2 separate regions of the Homo sapiens genome follow, and region 1 is linked to region 2. A link is a contact called in ENCODE Hi-C or POLR2A ChIA-PET data. All regions are on one chromosome and are shown on one strand. The core of a region is the stretch at or near the end of the contact, and the rest is flanking DNA. Distances in the headings are between cores, read along the strand shown. Region 1 overlaps ABLIM3 (actin binding LIM protein family member 3). Region 2 holds the start of SH3TC2-DT (SH3TC2 divergent transcript).

Region 1 (6,936 bases), core at 2,835-5,334, 160 kb after region 2:
GATGAGCCTGTCACCTTCTCATTAATTATCCCCATCCCTCTCCTGGCTCCTGGGAGAGTGGGAGTAATTGCAGGGCATTCAAGGACCTGCCTGAAAGGATGCTAAGTGATCCTGGAATGAGGGGGACCAGGCCAAGCAGTGCTAGAGTCACGCTCACTTGGGCTGTGAGTGTCTTGTGGGGGTTCTGCTACCACTGAGATCTGGGCCTTGGACACCCTCACCAAGTGGGGACACCAGGATTCAATATGATATCCCCCAGAATTGGCAAGAAAACCCTGCTCCTGGGTAGCTCAGGAGTGTAAAGAAGTGGCTGAGAGCCAGGACTCCCGGGTTCAAGCGTCAGCAATTCCACTAATAGGCTGTGACCTTGAGAAGTGGCTTCCTTCTCTGGATCTCTTGCTTCACCTGTAAAATGAGGATAACATCATCGTCTTTCATTGATCCACTCAAACTGGGGGCCACGCTATGTGCCAGGCTCTCTGCTACATGTTGGGCATTCAGAGATGAGTGAGGCAAGCATGCTTGCTGTCCTGGTGGAGTTCACTCTCTGGAAAGAGAAACCAACAGTGCCAAATAGAAGTGTAAACATTCAATGACAAGCTGTGACAAGTGCTGCACAGAGAAAGTTTTGAACAATGGGCATGTGTTATAAAGCCCCTGCTCTAGTCTGGGAAGCCAGGGAAGGTGCCCCTAAAAAGGGATATTTCAAGCCAAGACCTTGAAAATGAGTAGGAGGTGGGAGGCTGAAAAGGGCAGGAAGATTGAGGAGGCAGTGAGAACAGTGAGTGCAAAGGCCCTCCCTGGGTGGGTGGAAGCAGAACGAGGTGGAGAAACTGAGGCAGGCCCACTTACCTGGCACACAGAGAGCAACCATATGCCACAAGGTCCTCATGAACATTAGAGGAGAGAGTGAATGTGAAGGCACTGGGGACTCCATAAAGCAACTTATATAAGAGAGAGAGAGTGTTGGGATGCCTGCAAAGCTTACAAACCCAGCCTTGTCAGTTCTGGAGCTGGACACAGCATGGTACTGGCAAATGGTCCTTGGGAGATTCTTTGGGTGAGTTTGTTTGTGTTTTAATTGCTATGTGATGGCTTTCTGATGGGCTCTAATTGGGAGAAGTCTGACGTCTGTCTGGAGGAGAACTTCTGGGGCCCCAGGAGACAAGAGCAAGTTTTATTTGTTTTAAGTTCTGTTGTGTATTCAATCTTTTAACTGTGTTTGTAAAGATGCCAAATATCTAATCTGTTTGTTATCCAAACCCTTCATTTGGGCTTCACCAGGAAATTAGGTCACTCATTTTGTGCAGCAAAATAATGGCCAAAATGCTGCAGGTTCAGGGCAAAACTTATACTGAAATCCCAAAGGTTGCAGTTACTAGATCAGTGAGAGTTTTTTTAAAATCCCAAATGTGGTTCATGAGACAAATTTTGCTCTTGTTCTAAATGTGCCTGTACCCAGGAAAAGGGAGAAAATAGACTCTTCTTCTACCCTTCTGTCTACACCAAATACCCTCCTGTTCTAAGACCTGAGACAATAACCCTGGAATTACGTAAGTTCAGCTGCACATTTTAAAACAATTCGCTGTTATCATTTGTATATTTAACTAAAACCCACAAGGCAGGAAATCATTTATAAAATACTGGACAAACCTCACTCTGCTAAAGAAAAGTATTATAACAAATTATAGGTCTCACCAATAATAATGATAATAATAAAAATATTAATAATAATAAAATGCCATCATTTTATTATTATTATTAATAATATAATTATTATTTGTTGGTATACTTTGAGCATTTACTATGTGCCAAGTACTGTACTAAGAGTTTGAAACACAGTATCCCATTTTATCCTCACGACAACCCTGTCAGCTAAAAACTATTAATGTCCTCATTTTAGAGGATGAGAATGAAAGTTTCAAGAGCATACGCCACTTAGCCAAAGTGGGCCTGTCTTGCTAGGGTTCTTGGAGGCAATTTTCTTACATCTATATTACCAGAATTCTTAAACTGGTTCATGGTCAGCCTTTTGAACTCTATGAGTCTTCTGAAATTGCTTGCTAAATTTTGCATGCTAGGTGTGTTTCTTTAGGCAGAGGGTCCATAGCTTTCATCAGATTTTCAGAGGTGTCCATGGGCCAAAATAAAGTGAAGAGACTTGGTTCTGTGTTAACACAAATCCGAAACGGAGTCTCAAAAGCTTGTTTTGATAATTACACCAAACCCCAAACCCTTCTCTTGTGTAACTGAATCTATTTCAGATTACTTTTTTTTTTTTTTTTTTTTTTTTAGCTCAGAGGATACAAGGTCCTGGTTTCAGGAGCTGTGTATTTCTGGCATGGCTGGGTTGTAACTCAGAAAAGGTGCACTAAGCTGAGAGATGTTCAAGTGAGGGCCTCCCATTGTTATGGGTTGTGGAACGCCAGCCCTCAGTCATCATCTACGCATTTCATGAAACCACCCTCTAAAAGGCACTACTGTAGTATTGGTTGCTATAATTTCGTAGTTTAGCATTATTACTTTAAATTGGATCTCTCTACTGACAGCTTAGGTTGTAGGAGTTATGCTTAAAAACTTTAAATCTTATGTTTCCCCAATCCTACTACCTAATTTTAGATTTTTCAGACATATTCTGTTACTGTACTAAATTGATACTTCCTGAAGTCTGACTCTACTAAGCATATTTCATTTTAAATAGAGTATATTTTAATTTTTGGCGAGCTGCCATTTTTTTTTTTATTTAGATTTTAAGGGTTACCAAGCATCTTGAATCATATAGAAAGTATTACAGTGTAGTAGCTTAAGGTTTGTATTTCTAAAGTTTGTTTCCAGCTTCTCCTCTCAGGTCACCACAGACTCATGCCGATGTGGCCATTTTCTCGCCTGTCACATGTCACATCGACTTCAGCAGTCAATTTGTCCATGTTGGTCAGAATTAGGTCTAGAGTAGCAATTTCCCGGCTTACTTCCTCTATTTTCTGAGAAACAAAATTGCCTGCTGGGCAAGTCAAGAACTTGTCAGATATTCAGGTTTTAGCTCGATGAGACATTTTATTAGTCTAGACATTTTAGGTGACAGAAACCTAACTCAAGCTATGTTAGGCAAAAGAAGATTGATCAGCTCACAGAACTAAGAAGCGTCTAGGAGCAGCACAGCTGGGTCGAGGGGCCCGTGAGCACCATCAGGTGGTTCTTCTCCCTGTTTCTTTTTGTGTTTGGCCCCATGCTCTCCTGCCCAGACTGGCTGTCTCCATGCAGTAGGACAGAGGGCCTGGCCAGCCCCCTGCCACCATCAGTACAGAGAGGCAGCATGTCCCGCTAAGCTCAGCAGAGAAGTTCCAGAGAGTCTGAGGACCTGTTGCCCACACTCAGGCCAGGGTGGGGAGACAGAGACGGACAAGCAGGTTAGACATCCAAGCTCCCTAACCCCCAACTTCCCATCTGTAAAGAGGGATGAGGCTAGGCTCCATCTCACAAGGCTGTTGTGAAGATTAAATGAACTAATGAATGCATGGTAAAGACTCAGCACAGGGACTAGCATTGCTGGTTCTGCCAGTCTGAGCTCATGATAATCAGCCAGTTATATAGAAATGGCCATTCCCATGTTGCAATGCAGTAGTAAGTGCTTGCTGTTGTCAATATTATCAGCATTTTTAAGAATACTTAGCATAAGGTGCAGCATATATACTCAATAAATGGCAGTTATTATTTTTTATATTTAAGCACTATTGTTATAAAGTGTGTGACACAAGGCCTGGTATCGACACTCTATAAATATTAGTTATAATAGTAACAATAGGAATAATAAGAATACTTAGGGCCTGGCACATACTAAGCACTCAATATACTTTAATTACTGTCCCAACTGTTATTATCAGCACCTATTATTTCTCGTGAATTACAAGGCACCTCAGAATTGCCATTTTCCCCTTCTCATCCTGCCCGATATCCTCCATGGTAACCAGCCTCATGGTAACTAAACACTTTTCTCCCTCCAACCTCTTTATTAAGCTTCAGGCCCACTTCATCATGTCAGCTCCAGGCAAGTAGGTCTTTCCCACTTCTCCCGAGGTGCCCTTGTCCCTGGGCACAAGCCCAACCTCCCAGGAGGGTGCGCTGGCAACCAAGCCAGGCTTCTGTTCAGTGACTCCACCTGCATAGCCAGCCTGCCATGTGCTGCAGCCCCCTCGCTCACCCAGGCCCCAGCTCCCTGCTCCCCTCAAGTCTCCCTTTTACTGCTCTCCCCTTACCCAAACTAGATCCTGGCACACAGATTATTTTTGTAGGTGGAGGAGAGGAGACAATAAGAACAACAATACCCAACACTTATATAGTCCCTGACATAGGCGGACACCGTTCTAAGTGCTGGGCATGGATTAACTCATTAATCCTCAAACCAAACCTATGAGGCAGATACTGTTGTCATCCCTGTTTTATAAATAGGGAAACCAAGGCACAGAGAGGCAACTGACTTGCTCTAGACAATGCAGCTAGTAAATGATGTAGCCAGGATTGGAACCCCTTAAGAATATTACATGAAATGATGCACAGAGTGCCTGATACCAGTAAAGATTTACTAACACCCAAGATTATAATGATCACACTGTTGTTATTACAGGGCAGATTCAACAGCAGTGTTCACTCCTCTCTCTGGCCGAGTTTGGCACTTTCAGTAGCAAAGGAGGAACAGAGTGCCTTGGTCTACAGAAGCAATTCACCTGCTGGGAGGAGAGGAGTGGGAAATTTTTTATGTTAATGTAAAATTCTCATAACACAAAATTAACCATTTTAAAGCGCACAATTCGGTAGCTTTTAGTGCATTCACAATGTTGTACAACCCCCACCTCTATCTAGTTCCAAATCATTTTCATCACTTCAAAAGGAAACCTCATACATGCCATTAAGCAGTCATTTCCCATTCCTCTGTCCCCGAACCCCTGGCAGTCACCAATCTGTTTTCTGTCTCTATGGATTTGCCAATTTTGTATAGCTCTTACAGATGGAACCATACAATATATGTTCTTTTGTGACTGGCTTCTCACCCTGAGAATAATGCTTTCTAGGTTCATCCGTATAATAGCAGGTATCAGCAGGTCATTCCTTTTATGGCTGAACAATATTCCATTTTTGGATCTACCACATTTTTTATGTGGATGAAGATTTTTTAAAAAAATTTTTATTTCCATAGGTAATTGGGGAACAGGATGGTGTTTGGAAGTTCTTCAGTGACGTTTTGTGAGATTTTAGTGCACCCATCACCTGAGTGGTATACAATGCACCCAATTTGTAGTCTTTTATCCCCTACCCCTTTCCCAGCCTTTCCCCCTGAGCCCCAAAAGTCCATTGTGTCATTCTTATGCTTTTGCATCCTCATAGCTTAGCTCTCACTTATGAATGAGAACATACAATGTTTGGTTTTCCATTCCCGAGTTACTTTACTTAGAATAATGGCCTCCAATTTCATCTGGGTTGCTGCAAATGCCATTATTTTGTTTCCTTTATGGCTGAGTAGTATTCCATCATATATACATATATATATATATATGTATGTATGTATATAATATGTGTGTGTGTGTGTGTGTGTGTGTATATATATATATATATATATATATATATATATATATATATATATCACAGTTTCTTTATCTACTCATTGATTGATGGGCATTTGGGTTGGTTTATGTGCATGGAGATTTTAAAGGAGCAGTTCCAAGGTTCCTCCCAGTCTATTGCCACAAAGATAGTGCTGCTGTCATAAAGGCAGAGGTCTGAGAAACCTCATCCTGCTATGGTGAAAAAAAAATCCAGAGGCCAGGCGCAGTGGCTCACACCTGTAATCCCAGCAGTTTGAAGACTGAGGAGGGTGGATCATGAGGTCAGGATATCGAGACCATCCTGGCTAACATGGTGAAACCCCGTATCTACTAAAAATACAAAAAATTAGCCGAGTGTGGTGGCATGCACCTGTAGTCCCAGCTACTCGGGAGGCTGAGGCAGGAGAATCGCTTGAACCTGGGGGCAGAGGTTGCAGTGAGCCTAGATCACACCACTCCCCTCCAGCCTGGTGATAAAGCGAGACTCCGTCTCAAAACAAAAAAAGAAATCCAGAGAGGAAACCTGCCGTAAGAGAATGCCCTAGCTAGGGTCAAGGCCAAAAACTCCAATGCCCACGTCAAGGAGTGGGAAGGGCTGGGAGTCAGAAAGTAGGGAGGGTCACTGGTGACCTGCAGTATCTAAAAACCTTCAGACTCAGAACTGTTTAAAATCATGCTTACTAAACAGAACCGTCCAATGGACCACTTTCAATCACTGTACTTGTAACCTCTAGAATGCCAACATTCTAGAAGACTATGATACCAACTCCAGCTTTGGCATTAAAAAACAAAAAGCATTGGCCGGGCATGGTGGCTCATCCCTGTAATCCCAGCACTTTGGGAGGCCGAGGCGGGCAGATCACCTGAGGTTGGGAGTTTGAGACCAGCCTGGCCAACACAGAGAAACCCCATCTCTACTAAAAATACAAAATTAGCCGGGTGTTGTAGTGCATGTCTGTAATCCCAGCTACTCAGGAGGCTGAGGCAGGAGAATCACTTGAACCCAGGAGGCAGAGGTTGCAATGAGCCAAGATCGTGCCATTGCACTCCAGCCTGGGCAATAAGAGCGAAACTCCATCTCAAAAAAAAAAAAAAAAAAAAAAGCCTTGGCAAATTTAACATCAGGGTGTAGCAGAGAGGTGGGTGGCTTCCCCAACATTAAATCAGCCCCAAATGTTACAGGTGTGGAGTGTGCTATAACCAATCAGAGAGATAAGACTGACTGCTGACTCTGCTAACGATTAAAAATGGCCTTAATACCTGGCTGACAGATAGTTTTGGAGATTAACATCTCTATCTCTGAGTCAGCTGATACAGAAATAGCTAATCCTTCACTTCC
Region 2 (6,488 bases), core at 3,187-5,686:
ATTCTACTTGGGTAACCTGGGAAGGATAAGGAGAGAAAAGCACAATAGGCAGAGAGACCAGCTGAAGAGGTGCTGTGAAAATCCAGGGAGGTGAGTGTAAGAATGTGGGCTGTGGCCCTGGCAATGAGAAGTGAGGGCATAGAGTGAATGAGGCTATATTTTTAAACAAGAAAAGAGAAGGCATCTTGACATATTGAATATGAGGGATAAACATGGGGAAGAGGCAAGAATTGCAGAAAATGAATGAAGGAAGGGATTTAAAAGATCACCTAGCTCCACTCCCAATTTTACTGTTGAGAAACTAAAGGCCCAGAGAGGAGTCATGATTTTACTGAGATCACACAGCAAATTAACAAAAGCGCCAGAGGCCATCCAAATCAATGGGTAGGAATGGGTAGGGACCTTGCCATTTTCTCTACATTAACCTGACCTCAGAACTCTAAAGTCTCGGGCCTCTGATCAGGGAAACATCTCACAACAACTTGCCGAAAATGAGAATTCACCTTCATTTCTCCTCTCTCAGCCTCTCTTTGCTCCTACCCACCCACCACCATGCTCAACTTTAAAAAGAAGACTAAACAGTAAACATTTATCTGCATGTTTTTTTTTTCCTGTACCCACATTTTCTTTTCTTTTTTGACCTAACAGACCTACCATCAGCAGTTTTTATGATGTAAACCCACTTTCTCCTTGTTGGGACGAATAGCATGTTAGAAGTACAGCTACATCTACCCACATGAATATATCTTAGATGATAATGTTTAGCAAAAAAAAAAAAAAAGTTGCATCATGATATCATTTTGTTTAAGTTTTAAAGTCTGCAAAACAATTCTTTGGAATGATTGTGAGTTCATGAATATGTAGTGAAAGCACATAACCATTGAATTCATGAAAGTTATTAACTACATGGAGAGAGAAGGAGAATGAGATTGGAAAGAGATATCCAGGGGCCCCTAAGTATGTTTATGATGTTTTATTTCTTCAAAAAGTAAGAGAAAGAAAAAGGTAAAGTTCTGAAGATAACATGGCATAATGCAAAAATTTGTTACAGCTAGATGGTGGGCTAACTATTCTAATATCCTCTATTATCAGTAGTTTTAAATGCTTTACAAGTCATTTAAAATTCAAAAGTGAAGCATCATTTACTATTATCAGCATTCACCCTTGATCTCCTGTTATTATACTGATGATTCACATTTATCAAAAAGGTTGAAAGGAAAGTTACAAGCACCAGTGATCAACAGAGGCGAATGTATCTCTTCCACATCTTCTATTTAAGGGCATAAATCTGCCAAATTTCTTCAAACAGGCATTGAAAATAAGGGTGAAGTGCTAGAAGTTTTTTGATCAACAAACTTTGACATGGCTTTCTCTGTGATCCAAAGTGAGCAACTGTAGCTTATTAAGCAATGGCAAGAAACAACTCATAGATAGGGTGGGGAAGTCAGAGATGATAGCAACTGATCAGAACCTATCCTCTCACCATGTGCAGTCCCCCCTGATTAGGGGAGTTCTGTGAGCAGTTGAGAGCCATCCCAGGGAACAGATGCTGCAGGCAGAGTCCACATGTAAGAATGCAGGTGCCTGGAGTAGTCAGAGTCAACGTTCATTATTGTGTCACTCCACACAAACTAGTCTGGCAGCTGTCCAGTGCTCAGTGCTATCAAGAGCCTTCTCCTTTCCTGTGTCCATTAGCCCTGAGGACTCACTGTTTTGGTGTCTGCTGTTAACTCTCACTTAAACAGACACAAGGCAGAAGCACCCCAGGAAACATAAGTACAGACTTCTCCAGACCAGTAAGGAATTAGGAGGAAGTGATGTAGGAGTGGCCCATATTAACTAACGATAAAACAGCCTGTAGTTACTGAAGGGTTATCAAAAGCCAGACCTTGTGCTAAGTCCATGAGAGGAATTATTAAATTTAATCCTCACAAAAGTTCCATGGGATAAGTACCACCATTAGATACAGTTTACAGCCAGGAAAACTGAGGTTCAAAAAACATGAGGGACTTGCCCAAGGTCACACAACTATTAAGTTGCTCCAGGATGGGTCTCATACTTTGTTCCTTTTCTCTAGGATAAATAGGGGAATCTGGAATGGGAATATCCAGATCGACTGGACTTGGACCTACAACACCAATATCAACCTCGCTAGGGAAAGGCCCTGACACATACAGGGAATAATATGGGGGAATGGCATGAAAAGTCTCGAGGGAGATACATAGCAGGCTAACTCTTGGTGAAAAGGTGAATGCGGGGTGCCAGCCAGTAATCAATGGCAAAAAGAAGGTGAAAGAATAAAGTAATTGAATGATAGTGTTATTATGATTTTGACCTTTTTCAATATTTTGTTTGTTTGTTTGTTTGTTTTCAGCTGCGTAACTCTGTTCTACAGGAAATCTTTGGCTGAAGGACGATGTCAACTAGAAGCAGAGCCGCTCTAGGTAGGAATGAGGGAACATGAGCAGAGCTCTCTGAGGCACCTCTACACAGCAGTTTACAACCCTAAAATTGTATATATGATTAAATGGAGGCCCAGGGAGAGCGCGAGTTATACTGGGGTCATCAAAATGGAATTAACAATGGTGAATTTTATTGTGCTCAACTAACTGTGCACCAGACTGTTTCACCATTTCACATGTAGACTTAATCTCCACCACAGCTCTATGAAGAAGACATAATCATGTCATAAAAGCTACAGATAAGGAAACTGAAACACAGAGAAGTTAAATAAGTTGTCGAGGCAAGTAAAAGAACCAAGATAAAATCCAGACACTTTGGCCTCAAAGACCAAGTGAGTAGCCAAGATGACAACTGCATAACTAGAGCTAGAGGAAGTCAGATCTAGAACCCCGATCTCCGACCAGTGGTCCTGCACGTCTCCCTCCATGCTGTTTCTACTCTCATGGGGCACAATGACAATAGGACTTAGGGGGAGGGACTGAAAAGTGTTTACATCTGAGAAATCTGGAGAAGCGAAATTGTTCATAGCTAAAGTCGTGCCTTTTGTGCCAAGGGCATCATTTGGGGGGACACTCCCTGCTGTAGGTGCCAAGGTGCCTAGATCAAGACTTCAAGCAGAGGAAGCAGAATATGGTTGTTTTGGGTTCACTTTAATGACCTCAAGTGCCTTCTACAAGCCCAAGTCATAAGACTAAAGAAGAAAGTTGTCTGTCAGAGAGTAGAAAGCCCTCAGCTAGGGGATGCTCCTTAGCTCCTTCTCTCAGGAACCATGGTGGAGCTCCAGGAAGACACAGAGTTCTAACAAGGGTTAGGAATGATTCCTTGGAGCAATGTTCCCCTATCTCCCAAGCAAGCCTCCCCCCACCAATCTAACCCCACATTTCCCCAAAGCCACCACTCATCCTGATAAACACCACACAAGAGAACACAGGGCCCTACCTTGATTCTCCTCTGAAAAAAAGCAAGAAGGTTGCTTCAGGGAGACCAACCAGCCTGGTTGGCCTGGAACTGACATATCCCAGCAAATTCCTCAGTCCCAGGCAAACCATAATGGCTGGTCACCCTAAGTCACTCTCCCATGAGTTGACAATTTCTTAGAGCAACAACTCTCCATTGCCTCAACTTGATGCACACACTCACACATGCACTCACACACAAATCACTCTGTAATAGGTGGAGGCAGGAAACTGCCTGTTTTTCTCCAGTAACAGCAACCCTGACAAAAATAGGCTTGAATGACTAAGGCCAAGTTTATGGCCACCCATAGGCCACAGAGGAACTCACTGCCTGAACTTTCTTCCTGTCCTGGGGGGATCTCGGGAAGAAAGGAAGGAAGGGCTTAGTCACACCCTGGGAGTGGCAGCCAGGAGCAGTGCTGCTCAGCTCCTGACAGAGTAAACTCAAAGGCTCTTTCTTCAGGAAAAAATAGATGCTTCCAGGCTTTGCTCCCTTTTTACAGAGCCAGCATGACAAACACTTACCCAGGGAGGAAGGAGAGGCAGCCAGAAAGCACAATCATCTCCCCATCTTTGGGAGAAAAGTTTCTCCAACCCAGCAGGTCCCTGAGCCTCTACTGGACCATCCACTTTGGCCAAGCCACAGGCCAAGGGCCCCCTGGGAAACTCACCTGGGCCCCGGGTCAGACTCCGCTCCCTGGGGATGCAGAAGCAGCCACCCATGTGTGTACCATCCTACCCTGGCCGAGGCCCTTGGGAACACAGGCCAGAAGAGTGCTGCAAGGGACAGCCTCCCAACGGTGTCCCTCCTCCCGCCTCCTCCCTGGCACACGAGGGACCGAGGCCTGCTCAATGCACAATGCAGCCTTTGATATCCCGGCTACAGCAGGAGGCCCAGGGAGGGTGGGAGGGGCAGCCCAGCCCAGCCTGCAGGCCCACAGCTCCTGCACTGTCAGGCCTGGGGAACAGGGCTCCTCCCTGCCTCTCAGCAGATCGCTTCATGCCTATCAGCCTGCAGCACATTCCTCGCATTCTAGGATTGAGATACACAGTTTGGTTCTTGTGAGGGCAGCCAGGGCTGGGGAGGAGGGCAGAGAACATCCCAGAGATCAAGACTGCTCTTCTTGCTCCCTCCCCGACTGACTTGGCCCACACTGACTGGCCTGCCACCCCTTTACAGTGATCTCCACCCAGTCTCTCTCTGCAAAGGCCTCCCTTGGCTCTCTGATAAAGTTGGAGCTGTGGGTGCAGCATTTCACTTGGACCTAGCAGCATCAATGAGCCAGCTCCTCACTGGGGAACATGCAAACCCCCAGCTGCTGGTGTGCAGGAAAAGAATCCAGGAGATCACCTGATGAAGCCCAGCATTTTACAGGTGAGGGGATGGAGAACCAAATACATCAAAGGATGGGGAGAGGTTGGTCAATAGGTAAAAGGTTAGAGTTACATAGGAGGAGTAAGTTCTAGTGTTCTATTGCACAGTAGGGGGACTACAGTTAATAACGTATTGTATATTTCAACATAGAAGAGAGGATTTTGAATGTTCTCACCACAAAAAAACAATGATGTTTGAGATGATGGATATGATAATTACCTTGATTTGTTCATTACACAATACATAGATATATTGAAACATCACATTCTAGCCCATAAATGTGTAGAATTATTATGTGTCAATTAAAAATAAAACTAAAAGAAAAAATACAGCAAGTCTACAGGTATGCAAGCAAAACTGGTCCCACAAGACTAACCTCTTTCCTGTTTCAGATAGGCAGTGGAGCAGGGGAATCCAGTTGACACTGTGGCTAAATTTCAGAAAACCTCCCATGAGATCTTGCAAAGGAGATGGAGAAAATATGGCTGAATGCCAGCAAGGTAGGACGGAAGCATGACTGCTCTAACAACCAAGCTCAAAGAGCACTGCTCACCCAATGTTTCCTTCATGACTAGAGCAAAGTGGTGAAAGGACCCTGGTGAGAGGCCCAAAGAACAGGAGGTGTGAGCCAAGAGAAGGTCCTGCCAGGCCTATGTTGCAGGCTATTTGGAGGCTGAACTTGAGGTCAGTATCACCAGCATTTTTAGGACGGCAGTGGCCTGATCAAGTTTATATTCTGAGAGGAGCACTTGGGTGACCAGGTGAAGAATGGCCTAGGGGTCAGTCCCACCAGAGATCAGGAGTATCCACCTCACACACCAGCCTAGCCCCAGAGGACAGGGTCTTGAGCCTGTCTCTGAAGCACTGCTCCCGTCTCCATCCTGACTCATCCTGAGACACAGTTACTGAATGTTTACTGTGGGCCAGGCTCTCACTGTACATTATTCTATTCAAATCCCATAACAGCCCCATAATGTAGGCATCATTTCTACTTTGTAAGTGAGGAAACGGATAAAGAGGAGTGTATAACTTGTCCAACTCCCTCCCTTCTCCCACCATTTATGAATGTCAGAGTCAAGACTGAGCAAGGTCTAGTTGATTCCACAGCCCAGAAGAATCACGTTTCTGATACATGGGATACATTGTGGGTTCTCCCATGACTACTAGGACACACAATGAGAAAGGCCTAGGAAGGACTGAAACCTCTGGAGCCAGCTAACCATTTACACAAAGCCCAGGAGATGAGAGCTGGGGCAGGGAGTAGAGCGCAGGAGGGATGGGGTCTCTCTGATCACATTGCCACCGGGGAGGATGTTTTCTCTGTGCAGGTCTATTTAAAGTATCTACTTCCCATACGTTTCTCATGTGTTTCCCTTACTGAAGTACAGTGTTTTTGAATATGAATTCAAATGTTTTCTTGGGCCCACAATGAAAGGACAAGAGTTTCTTTAGAAAACAGCCACTTAAAACTGGGATGTACTTGAAAGTCAGGCAGTGACAAGAAGCCCCATGCTCTAACTTACACACGCTGACAGATGCGCAGACTTATCATTGCTCCTTGGCTGGTCTGCACACCAACCACTCTTACACAGGTACAACAACAATCAGACTATAAATGATCAAAATCAACTATTGAAAGGATCCCAGGCCATGTGTCAGAGATGACACCCTAGGCAGTTGGCTAACACACACAT

What was found. Hi-C counts contacts between places; a loop is a spot of excess contacts on that map. ChIA-PET counts read pairs that join two places held with the same protein, here RNA polymerase II (POLR2A). Pooled maps may share reads with other maps.
Region 1: a map of heart left ventricle shows a loop between it and region 2 (2.6-fold over the local background). The contact joins the enhancer-like site here to the promoter of SH3TC2-DT in region 2. A Hi-C loop is called at or near these places in 5 of 168 maps with a recorded cell type or tissue (HepG2, IMR-90, PC-3 and 2 more) and 7 of 50 pooled maps. POLR2A ChIA-PET finds 5 or more read pairs at or near these places in 2 of 52 experiments (WTC11 and activated CD4-positive, alpha-beta T cell).

The regions. Positions count from the first base shown.
Region 1 is chr5:149,220,393-149,227,328 of GRCh38, forward strand. The region is part of intron 8 of ABLIM3 (actin binding LIM protein family member 3); the gene reads left to right. Among named protein-coding and RNA genes, the nearest start is that of AFAP1L1, 48 kb to the right of the region's middle. Within about 2 kb of position 4,085, at least 4 of the 41 ENCODE cell types and tissues checked have a DNase peak (open chromatin) inside an H3K27ac peak, as active enhancers do; they include heart left ventricle, where a contact is called at or near this core.
Region 2 is chr5:149,058,881-149,065,368 of GRCh38, forward strand. SH3TC2-DT (SH3TC2 divergent transcript) reads left to right here and starts at 4,437. Exons shown (of 3, transcript NR_122044.1): 1 at 4,437-4,794; 2 at 5,370-5,478. It overlaps SH3TC2 (SH3 domain and tetratricopeptide repeats 2), which reads right to left and starts at 4,182. Exons shown (of 17, transcript NM_024577.4): 1 at 4,091-4,182. The coding sequence starts at 4,142. MIR584 (microRNA 584) reads right to left here and starts at 3,529; the gene lies at 3,433-3,529. RefSeq lists a silencer at 4,146-4,440.